Regions from separate parts of the Mus musculus genome. Here all the other regions are linked to region 1. A link is a contact called in ENCODE POLR2A ChIA-PET data. All regions are on one chromosome and are shown on one strand. Each heading gives the region's core, a stretch centred on a gene start or an enhancer-like site at or near the end of the contact. The rest is flanking DNA. Distances are from core to core; before and after follow the strand shown. Region 1 holds the start of Socs5 (suppressor of cytokine signaling 5). Region 2 holds the start of 4833418N02Rik (RIKEN cDNA 4833418N02 gene). Region 3 holds the start of Mcfd2 (multiple coagulation factor deficiency 2).

Region 1 (3,509 bases), core at 567-3,066:
TTAAGCTGCTGTTTTGTATGCCAGTACATTCTCCCTAAGGACAAACGGTAAAATTCAAGGACAATAAGAAGAAAAATATATAATTAACCACTACTTTTTCAAGAACTGGGAAGAACCATTAAAAATATTAGCACTTTTTTGCAGAAATGTTTTAATTAGCCAGCAAAGTAGCCTTCAGATTTTTTTTCCCCCTAAATGTTAAGGACTCCCTAATCAAGTGAGTTTTCATTTTGTAAGCCATAGGAAACTCAACAAATGTATGAAATTAGTAATACAGGTGTGAGTTTAACAGGAGACTACAGACTAGCTGTGCAATTCTCAGCTTACTCTTTCTAGTCCACAGACATGAAAAAGGTAACATCCCTGCAGGACAATCACAAAGGTGAACTCCAGACAACAGTCACCGCTTCCTGCTGTGTCTTCCTTCCGTTGCTAGGCCGATTTCAAAAAGGGACTATGAATCCGAGAGACTATTAAGATTAAAGTACGCATTTGACTAAATTCCCAACTGTTAGAACACTCGAGCTCATTTTAGCAGAGCCTTCTAACACCAGCATCTTTTTCATTTCATTCCTTAAAGAGAAACCATTTTTAAACTTCTATAGAACATGCAGTTCAATTTTACACGGCCCTGTAAAGAAACAGTTAAAAGCAAGCATGACTTAATCGTCTTCTAGGATAAATGTCAGTAAATCGTAATAGGACAGTCTAGCCTAGTGTTAACTTTGAAAGGAGCAGGCCTCCGGTGTAGATGAGAAGCTGCTGTAAGAATGTCAAGGTGTAGTTGGAAGAATGTCCAGGAGAACTGGTAACTGCCCAACCCCATCAAATATATACATACAATTTAAAATAAGGAATCACTGACGAAGTCCAGCAGCCAGCCACCTTTTGCTTGGAACACCAAAATAAAAAAATGCCAAAAGCTCGTGGCTGACCCCCATAGCCTTCAAAGTTGAGAACCAAACCAAGGGTATTCACGTTGTTCCTCAGCATCCTTCTGTCAATGCAACTCCCTCTCCACAAACTCACTCCGCTTCAGCTACTCGAATGCCCAAGTCCCAGCACCAAAGAACCATTTATTAAAAGCTCAAGGACTTGGAGCGGGGTCTTCCTTGCGGCCGCCTCCGCATCCTGTAATAACCACCCCAGGTTAAACCCCCCAGAGATGCTCCAGTCTTTTCCCGCATCCACGCTCCCCGGTCCTTCCTTCACGTCCCGGTAGACCTTTTATCGTCGCCCTTGAGGACCCTCAGGTCGGAGCTATGGAGCTCTTAGGTGACCTGCCTGGACCCCCTCTACCCTTGGCAGTGGGCACCGACGACCTCCCCCACCCAGTCTCGACCCACCACGACCCCGATGACGAATGCCCTCCTATCGGCCCCAGACGACCCCTTCTTCCCCTTAGGTGTCCCGACTCCCACCGAAAAGCAATTCCTCCGAGACGTACCGAGAGCCTACTGCGAGTAAGCTCCCACTACGCGCGGCGGCACCGTGCGCAGGGGCTCAACGCCCCGGCTTGTCTTCCTCTTCCCGGCGGATCCATCCCGGCCCGAGGGCCGTGCCGCCTGCGCCGAGGTGCGGAGGCGCCCACCGGAGGAGGACTGCGCCGGGGGAAAACGGGGACCCGGGCAAGGAGAGGCGGCCGCTTGAGGGCAGGCGCCGGGCGACCGCGGGGGACACTCAGCGGCCGGGACACGCGCGGCGGCCTCATCCAGGGCACCTGCGGCCAGGCAAGGATGGGCCGGGGCAGCGCAGTCAGCGACAGGGCGAGCGCGACCGCCCGCGCGTCCCGTCCTCCGCTCCTGCCGGGCCGGCGGCGCAGCCTCGCTTCCTCCGGACGGAGCCCGGGGACCCCAGCTCGGCCGGATGCCCCCGCCAGCCCCCACCCCTTCCCGGCCGCCTCCCCCTCGTCACCCTCTCCCCTCCCCCCGCCCCCCCAGCCCCCCACCGGAATGGAAAATACCTCCCGGGGTGGGGGGCGGGCTGGGCCACGCCTCTCTGAAGGGCAGCCTACCGTGACCAATGGCAGGCGGGGCTCCAGGTGGGCGGGACTCCCGGCGGCCAATCCAGAGGCGGGTAGGTGAAGGCCGGAGGAGGGAGGCTGGGAGCTAAAGAGGGGAGGCCGGCGAGTTAAGGAGGTCCGGCCGCGCTGGTGCGTGCTGTGCGCGGCTGCCATTTTGGAGTCGGGCAGCTGAGACAAGCGGCCGGGTTCGGCCGAAGAGGGAGGAGCCAGTCAGGTGGGAGAGAGGCTGACACGTGGGCGGGGTGGGCGGGGCCAAGCGGGCTCGGACTGGAGGGGAGGGGGAGAGGCCCGGGAGGCTAGGAGGCTGGAGAGGGTCACGTGGCCGTGGAACGGGCTAGGGGTGGGCGCTCGGGTGGAAGGTCAACCCGAGGTGCGGGTGGGGAGTAGCTTTGTTCCTTTGGGCTCCGTTAGGGAGACCAAGGGGAAAATGCTGAATGGAGGTTGCGAGTGCCGGGTAGGAAAAAAATGTGAATGAGTCTCCCTAGCTCCCTTCAGCATGGAGCCATCCGAGTCACTGAATTCCAATATTCAACGGGAAACCGGGCACCTCATTGAATTCAACTCTTCCTATCCAGGCTCTCAGCTGCCACGAAGATGAGTCATACACGAGGGGAGGGGTGTTGTCGCTTCCTCTCTTTGCTTGCATTTTATGTGGATCGCCCCGGCCGTGGAAATGACAGCAAGGACAGAGAAGTGAATGGGGGGTTGTGATACCCGCGAGACTCCTCAGCTGCCCCTTTAGAACCGTGGTTACCACCGCTTCTTGGCCTTTTGGCTAAGATCAAGTGTAGAACCGTGGTTACCACTCGTAAGCTAACTGGCCACTTCTTAGACATACTACTTTCCGGTGCTCAGACAAAAAGACTTGTTTACTTCATGATTCAAATACAGTAGTCTGTTCCCCCTGCGTATCTCCCCAAAGTGGTCCTTCTATCAGCGGCATACACATAGGGTCACACACACCTTAGTCCGGTTTGTTTGAAACAGTCTCACTGTATAGCCTAGCATGATTTGGAACGCAATATGTAGCCCAAGCTGTCTTCTAGGTAATGGTGCTCCTACTTCAACCTGCTGAATATTGAGATTTTTGACCACCTTTAGTCTTTAATGCTTTGCAGTGGGACCGGCAGACTACCTTTTTCTTGAAGGCTTTTCTTAGACTCTTTTCAGCCCCACCCTACCTTTCTTAACATTGTACACCCTCAGATTGCTTTCTCAGTTATTTTTCAACTGTCTGTTCTCTTTGACTCCTTGAGAGTAGCAGGTTCTGGCCCTCAGCCCTCTTATTTGGAAGGCACACAGTGCACAGGAGATGATCTAGCCATTCAGATAGAATCACGGATGGACGTCCGGCGTCCGGTCAGTGAGGGCCAGATCTGCATTCCTAAGCAGCTTTTAGCCGCTCTACTTGTCTATTGGAGTAAGTTCCACATTGGAACCCATACTTTCCGAACTTCCCCAAGCCTTCTCCTCCTCTGTTCCTTGT
Region 2 (3,509 bases), core at 452-2,951, 180 kb before region 1:
GGGAAATACCTTGCCCTTCTATTGTAGGGTCCGCTGCAACTCTGAAGCCTGCTGCCTTTCCTCTGAGCTCTACAATCTAAGCCATAACTGTCTACCATCCTGCCTCCTATCCACTCTAGTTGCTCTGCAAGGGTACTCATCTTTGAGAGAACACAGGACAAACGAAAAGGTGTACTCAGAATCCTGGGTTCAGATTTCACAACTTACTGGCTGATTGATGAAGCTATTTACCTATAAATACAGCAAATCCAGGAAACAGGAGTCGCTGGGAGGAGTGACGGCTAAAGTCCCGAGGTTGGTGTGGCACACAGTAAGCACTATATTGGATCAGGGTTATAATCACCCCATCGCTCCCACAGAGGTGTCCCGGGCTGGGTGGTTTTGGAAAACTCTTTATAGTCGGACTTATTCTCTGCCCACTTCGGAAAAGGTGGGTGTGCACACGCGGCGGGCTCTGAACCTCTCCCACCGCAGAGAGCAAGACACCCGAAACAGGATCTGGGTCTGAAGACTGGGCGGGGTTCTCCCTCTACCCCATCAGGGTGCTTTCCCGCCCCAGCACAAGAGCCCAGCCCAACTAAACCAGCCCTGCTGCAAAAGCCACAGGCTGCCAGGACTGGATGGGGCCAGTGTCCGCCACTGGCGAAGAAACTGAGGTTCGCCGGCCTCTTCTCTGACCAAACGCATCGGTCTAAGTCTGCTGTGGACAGAGCTTGGTCTCAACTTTATTTGAGGGGAAAATAAGAGAAGACACAGAGGAACAAATTTAACATGAGGGAGTTTCGACAGTTTAGGGAGGCAACGGTCCGGTCTAATGAATGCACTTCTCTGATACCTACAGAAACCTCCATTTCAGGGTAGGGTTACCCACGTGACCTTAAAAGGCAGAGAGCACAAACTTTTCTCTTTCTCTCTCTTCTCTTCAAACACCCAATCTGCAAAGCGATTTTTCTCTTGGGACAGACGACTTTCCTAACTGCCTCGGCAAGCCGGAGGGTAGCACCCAGCGCCGGCTCCGGGACGGGTCGGTTGAGTCGCGCTTCCTGGACGAGGCGGTGCTTTTCGCGCGCTCGCTCCGGGCGAATCTGCCCTTCCCTCACTCACCGGTGTCCAGAGTGGTGAACCTGCCGCTCGGGCTGTTTCGCCGGTTGCTACTGCCGCCGCCGGAAATGCCCAGCATCTGCAGATGCCGGGCCAGCTCGAACATGCGGTCCCACTGGCCCTCGGCGCGGCAGCGCTCCACCTCGCTCTCCACCTTCAGGTGGGTGCCGTGCGCGCCCTTCGCAGCCATCTTCGAGCAGGAGCTGTCATGGGAGGTGCGGCGGAGGAGTGGAGACCAGGCCGGGGGCGGCGTCCAGGCTGGGGAGCACTCTCCAGCAGGCTTGACGGGAGTGCAGACGGCATCCGGGGCCCGGGTGGCAGAGGGGGCCCGGGTAACGGCAAGGGGCCCGCAGCAGCAGCAGCAGCAGCGGCGGCGGCAGCGCCCACCGCACCGCCTGGAGCCTCTGGACTGGGGCTGCGGCTGCGCGACCCCAAGGCGTCCAGAAGCAGCCTCCGCCGCTGCTGCAGCAGCTCCTGACGCTGCTGTCTCCTCCTGTGCAGCAGCTGCTGCCACAGCTCCCGCCCCGTGCCCGGGCGTCTCCAACAGCGGAACCTCCCCGGGCCGCGGCTCCACCCCAAAGTGGGCGTGGCTATCCCCCGCCGGGCTAGGCGAGCCGACCGCCAGCGAGGCCACAGAAGCCAAGCGCGCACACGGCGATCTCGGGCCGCCCTCCGCCGGCTCCCCGCCGCTGACTGGGTGCTCACTTTAATGCTGCGGGGAGCCCGGGAGCCCGGGGGCGCCTCGCTCCCCGTTCCCTCCCCATCCCGTCAGGACTCTTGGCCTGGGGTCCTCCGCCCGGACCGCCCGGCTTTGTGTGGTGGCCCCGTCACCGCCACAGCCTGAGGCACGTCACAAATCCGAGGAGCGGCCGACAGGACAGTCCTGGTCCCGGGCTCTTGGCGGATCCGGGTCGGATGCAACGCGCCCGCCCGCAGGGCTGCGGATAGACCGGCCGGGGCAAGTCCCTAAGCTCTTCGGATGTCCCCAACTCGGAGAGGGTTTATGTTTGTTTTAACTGCCGGACTCCTCTTTCCATCGGAATGCCTACTCTGGGTTCTAAAAGAGGATCTCAGCTGATTTTCCACTTGCTGCTACTTTATTTTGGTGTCTAAAGGCTGATCAGAACTCCAGGGAGCGCCCGACTCCGCTCTGCTCCGCTCTAAGGCCAGCGGTGCCCAGAAGTTCAAAGGACTCTGGGCGGGGCTTGGAGGGCGGAGCCAGGACTACCCTGGCTAGAAGGCAAGTATCGTGACCCCACCCTCGGTGAAACTGGAGCTGTCAATCCTGCCTGGGAATTGAGGATGTAGCTAAAACCACAGCCAACACTGAAAAAAAAATCCCCAGGGCCTGTACTTAAGTCACTTGTTGTGAGGTCCATTCCGAAAACGTTCGAGAATGATTTCAGGCAAGCTTTTCAGTAGTTCGAAACTGACCGCTTTCTACTTCTCCGGGAGGTCCTTCCACTCCCTGCCCCTTGCTGCCGGGAAATTTACAGCTTCAAGTTTCAGTACAGAACTAAGGTTTTCGGGTCTATCAGAGCACAGGCTCCTGACGCCCATTACCAGGGCCGGTCCCTATCAAAACTTCAGCTCCTCCGTGTGATCGAAATGAAGCCCCCTTCCTCCCTGGAAGGCAAGATTCCCTGCCCCTGTGTGCAGAACCTGAGGTTCTGCAGAACTAGGTTTCACGGAGGCGGTGGGGCAGGGGGATGGGGTGGGGAGAGGGTTGGGGAAGGCAGAAAGAGTGAAAGACTGACTTGGGTATCCTGAGAATGCGTTTTCAATTTACCTAGTCAGAGTGTTAGTGGGAGATACCCCTGGGGCCAGAGGGAACAGCAGGATTGACAGAAAGGGGAAGGGTAGACTGATAGAAACAAAGAAACCCCATCTTTTCTTCCCATTCTTTTGTCAACCACGGTTGCAAATACTGGAGGACTGGCTGCAGAGAGCATTAGCTCTTGTCTGTTTGACTCTATCATCAGTTTGAGTGTGGGCACGGGAGGGCACAGAGTTCGTGCCTCAGATACAAAGCAAGTGTTCCTCCAGGCGCCTGACCGCGTCTCAGCTCTTTGCTAGCAGAGCCAAGATCCTCATCTTCTAATGACCAGCATTAGGAAGAGAGAGTGGAAACCTATAGGAAAAAGAACAAACGAAAAAGTCACAGAGCTGTGACTGCATTAATAACATCTGGTGAGATAAAAGGCAAGTAGCAAGTGGGGTTTGTTGCATGTGGTGGTGCACGCCTGCTGTCATAGTATTTGGAAACTAAAGGCAGGGGGATTAAAAAGAATTCAAGGCCAGCCTGGGATACATAGCAAGATCCTTTTTTTTTTTTTTTAAAGAAAAGTAATGTTATTTATTTATTTAATTTACATAATCTTGTATCTCACAGACAAATTCAGGATTAA
Region 3 (3,509 bases), core at 475-2,974, 160 kb before region 1:
CAGGAAAGAAAAAAAAAATGCTTCAAAGTGTGGCTGTGCCTTAGGGTTTTTAATCGCTGTGAAGAGATGCCATAACCACAGCAACTCTTGCAAAGGACAACATTTAACTGGGGCTGGCTTCCAGTTTCAGAGGTTCAGTCCATTATCATCAAGGTGGGAAGCATGGCAGCATCTAGGCAGACATGGTGCTGGAGAAGGAGCTGAGAGTTCTGCATCTTGATCAGCAGGCAGCAGGAGACTGTGTGTCACACTGAGCATAGCTTGAGCATAGCAGAACTCAAACCCACCTCCACAGCATTCAAACAAAGGAGACAATGGGAGCCATGTTTGACTTCGAGGAATAAGCAAGTCAGAAGAGACCTGGTTTGCATGGAGATGGCCATTTCAATAGCATTGTAGGAAAGAACCAGAGGGCAAGCATCTATGCAGGTAAGAATGATCCAGTAGAAAGAGAAAGATGACAAAAGCTAGCATCCACAGAGAAGGTGGAGTATCTGGCTTGGTGGCAAGTGCTTATTAGAAAAAAGTCTGAGCAGGGCAGTGGTGGCACACACCTTTAATCCCAGCACTTGGGAGACAGAAGCAGATGGATCTGAGTCTGCGGGCAGCCCGGTCTACAGAGCAAGTTCCAGAACAGCCAGGGCTACACTGAGAGATCCTGTCTCGAAAAATCAAAACACCAAATCAGCAACAAAACAAAAAGTCTAGGAGGTGTGAGGTGAAGAATGCTCCAGGCTACCCTCGGTCCAGTCTCTACTTACTGAGCTTCATAAACTGCCTGCATTTGTAGCTCCCAGGACAAAGGATCGTAGGTACAATGCAGTCAACTACAGGGTACCCAGAATGAACTGGACCAAATTAATCTAACCTTCAGAATGAGATGGAATGAGATGCAATATCTTAGGGACTCTTGAAAGAGGCTTTCTCTCCCTATGGATAATGTTGAAATCTTAATCTTGGAAAGTGGGACAAAGAGACAAAAACGGTGCTGTTGGGCAATTTTCAAGGCTACAAGGAAGAGGGGGTGGGGGTGGGCTTTGATATAATCTCTCTCCATCTTTGATGTAGGTGCATCTAAAAAAAATACGATTATGTATCTTCAAAGATACAAAGGAGAGAAGGAATTTTAAAATGTACAGTCCTAAGCTCATATATCTATCTGTATCTATACACATTCACTGAAAGACAATTTTGTTAATATCAAAGGGCAGGATCCTTTTTTTTTTTTTTTTTTTTAAATATATTGTCTTCTCTCAAAGAAAACAACAAAACCAGACGATTTCAGGAACTTTACTAGCTGGATCTTGAGGCTGCGGCTCAGGGAATGGAGCAAAAAGAAAATGGAAGCAGGTCAGTCTTGGAAACGCAGGATCCCCGAGAAGTACCGGCTGCCTCACTGGGACAGGAGTTAGGGGTTTTACTCTCTCAGTTTGTAGTGGAAGCAAGGATATCCGTCAAAGTATAGAGAAGGTGAGGCTGGCCAGCTTCGGAGTCCGCCTCCTCCGGATCCTGCAGCCCACAACCCACGGTGAGCCACGTTCCGGAGCCTCAGGTTTGCCTAGCAACCAGCTCGCCTCTTGGCCTCCCCAGGGCCCTAGCAGTAGGGTGTCGCCCTCGGGAGGCGGGTCTGGCCGCGCCAGCCACAGGGGACACGTGGATCCACTGGATCGGGTCGCACAGGGGGCGGGGCCGGCAGCGTTGGTGGGCGGGCGGGAGGCTGTGCGCGTGCGCGGCTGGGCGAGGGGCGGGACCGGCGTGCGGAGAAAAGCGTCCCAGGGACGGCAGCTGGCAAGGTTCACGTTGGAGTGCTTCGCGACTGCGTCGGGGATTATCGGGGTGAGCGAACCCACGGGCCGGAGGCCTGACCCTCGGGGCAGAGGTCGGTCGGCCTGGGGCTCGAGAATGGGAGGCCCGGGTGGCGGGGTGGAGGATGCGGACCTTCAGGGCGCAGCGGGACCTGTGGCCCACGGAGGCAGCCTGTCTTCCGAGAGGGTTTCGGGGGCCAGACGTGTCTGCCCGGCTGAGCACCGCGCTGTTGTTTGCGCTCACCCCATTGCTGGGAGTCTCAGTACTAGGCTGTAGGGCCAGCTGTGTGGGCTGGACACGGACCCTGGCTGGCCTGGAAGCACGCGGGTCTCAGGCGTTACTCCATCTGCCTCTGGCTCCCCCACCTTCCTCGGGGCAGACCCACAGGTCCTGTTGTCTCGACAGGGTTGGCTAGTTTGAGCCTAGGAGGTTAGGTAGACAAGGGATGCTCGTTTGTCTCGTTTTCCCTTTCTGGGACATGGCACCTCCATCCACACATATGCCCAAACCAGAGGCCTGGGCGTCACTCTTACCTACACTCATCAAATACATTGAACCTATTCAAAACTCTCACTTTTCCAGACACCTTGCCTTAGCAATCAGCTCTCTTTTCTGCTCCTTTAATATTGATTGACCCTCCTCAACGTGTCCAGTACAGGGGAGGTAGAGACACGCTCAGCCACCCTGCCCCATTCCCAGGTCCTTCTGTGGATTCTCATTGCCCTTCCAAGCTCTTCTTTCCTTCCTGCAATGCCTGTTGTGACTCACTCACTGTCTTTGTACTTTACTCAAGACCTGCCCCTCCTCATCTGAATATTCTGGATTGGACTTAAGTCATGTTTAGGTGTTCACTGCCATATGGAGGGGCGTGCTTTGCTTTGGGTTGAAATATTTCTTCTCATGCTTTCTGTGGATGGGGGTGTGTGTGATACCCCTGGAGTGCCTCTTTAGTGACCTGTGTTTTGCTGTCGAGAGGCGTCTGACTGTTCTCACAGCCTTCACAGCTCTGCTCTCCCTATGTAACTAGGCTCTTAGTTAAATGTTAGTTATAAGGGTAGCATGGCATTCCTTTGGAATCCCCCAGTGAACAAATGGACCAGACTATTAAACACCAGCCTATTCAGGACAAGTTTTCAACCTCAGCCCATGTGGGGGCTTTCTGTAACCCAGAAACTTGCTGGTTACTTGGACTTCAAGAGCATGGAGATGACTACAACTAGGAAGCACTAGTCAGTTGGCCTTGGCTCCGTGTAACAGGATGTCTGGGGTGTTGTCAAATGTGATTGCTTTGAATGTAAATTCCCAACTAAGAGCCTCTGAAGGCTGCCAACAGCTGCTAGGAGGAAAGCCCACTCCCTGATAGGAATAATGGCCCAGTGGGAAGGAAGGGTGGGCAGGAGTGCTGCAAAGGGAGAGCTCAGCCTTAGGCCAGGGCCTCTGAGATAGAGACTTAAGTACTGTGTTTCTTCTCACCCCATTCTGACCACGTCCCACGCCAGCTCAGCGTTGTTCAGTTCACAAATGAGAGAACACAGATCCTGACCTTTGGAAAGAGGAGAAGGAAAGATAGGAAGGAAGAAACAGACAAGGAAGCAAGGGGTGTTAACCACAAGAGTCTTTACGTCTCATCTGAACCGGGCCTAGGAGGAATGACCAGACACAGTGGCAACAGAGGCGTCCGGAGCAGTGAGAGGAGCCCTGTT

The links. ChIA-PET counts read pairs that join two places held with the same protein, here RNA polymerase II (POLR2A).
Region 2: POLR2A ChIA-PET joins it to region 1 with 33 read pairs in Patski. The contact joins the promoter of 4833418N02Rik here to the promoter of Socs5 in region 1. POLR2A ChIA-PET finds 5 or more read pairs at or near these places in 3 of 5 experiments (Patski and embryonic stem cell).
Region 3: POLR2A ChIA-PET joins it to region 1 with 36 read pairs in Patski. The contact joins the promoter of Mcfd2 here to the promoter of Socs5 in region 1. POLR2A ChIA-PET finds 5 or more read pairs at or near these places in 2 of 5 experiments (Patski and embryonic stem cell).

What each region holds. Positions count from the first base shown.
Region 1 is chr17:87,105,986-87,109,494 of GRCm38, reverse strand. Socs5 (suppressor of cytokine signaling 5) reads right to left here and starts at 1,816. Exons shown (of 3, transcript NM_019654.2): 1 at 1,448-1,816. Gm30510 (a long non-coding RNA gene) reads left to right here and starts at 2,148. Exons shown (of 2, transcript XR_877091.1): 1 at 2,148-2,237.
Region 2 is chr17:87,281,006-87,284,514 of GRCm38, reverse strand. 4833418N02Rik (RIKEN cDNA 4833418N02 gene) reads left to right here and starts at 1,701. Exons shown (of 5, transcript NR_015506.3): 1 at 1,701-2,341. Ttc7 (tetratricopeptide repeat domain 7) reads right to left here and starts at 1,629. Exons shown (of 20, transcript NM_028639.3): 1 at 1,105-1,629. The coding sequence starts at 1,291.
Region 3 is chr17:87,264,162-87,267,670 of GRCm38, reverse strand. Mcfd2 (multiple coagulation factor deficiency 2) reads left to right here and starts at 1,724. Exons shown (of 4, transcript NM_139295.3): 1 at 1,724-1,836.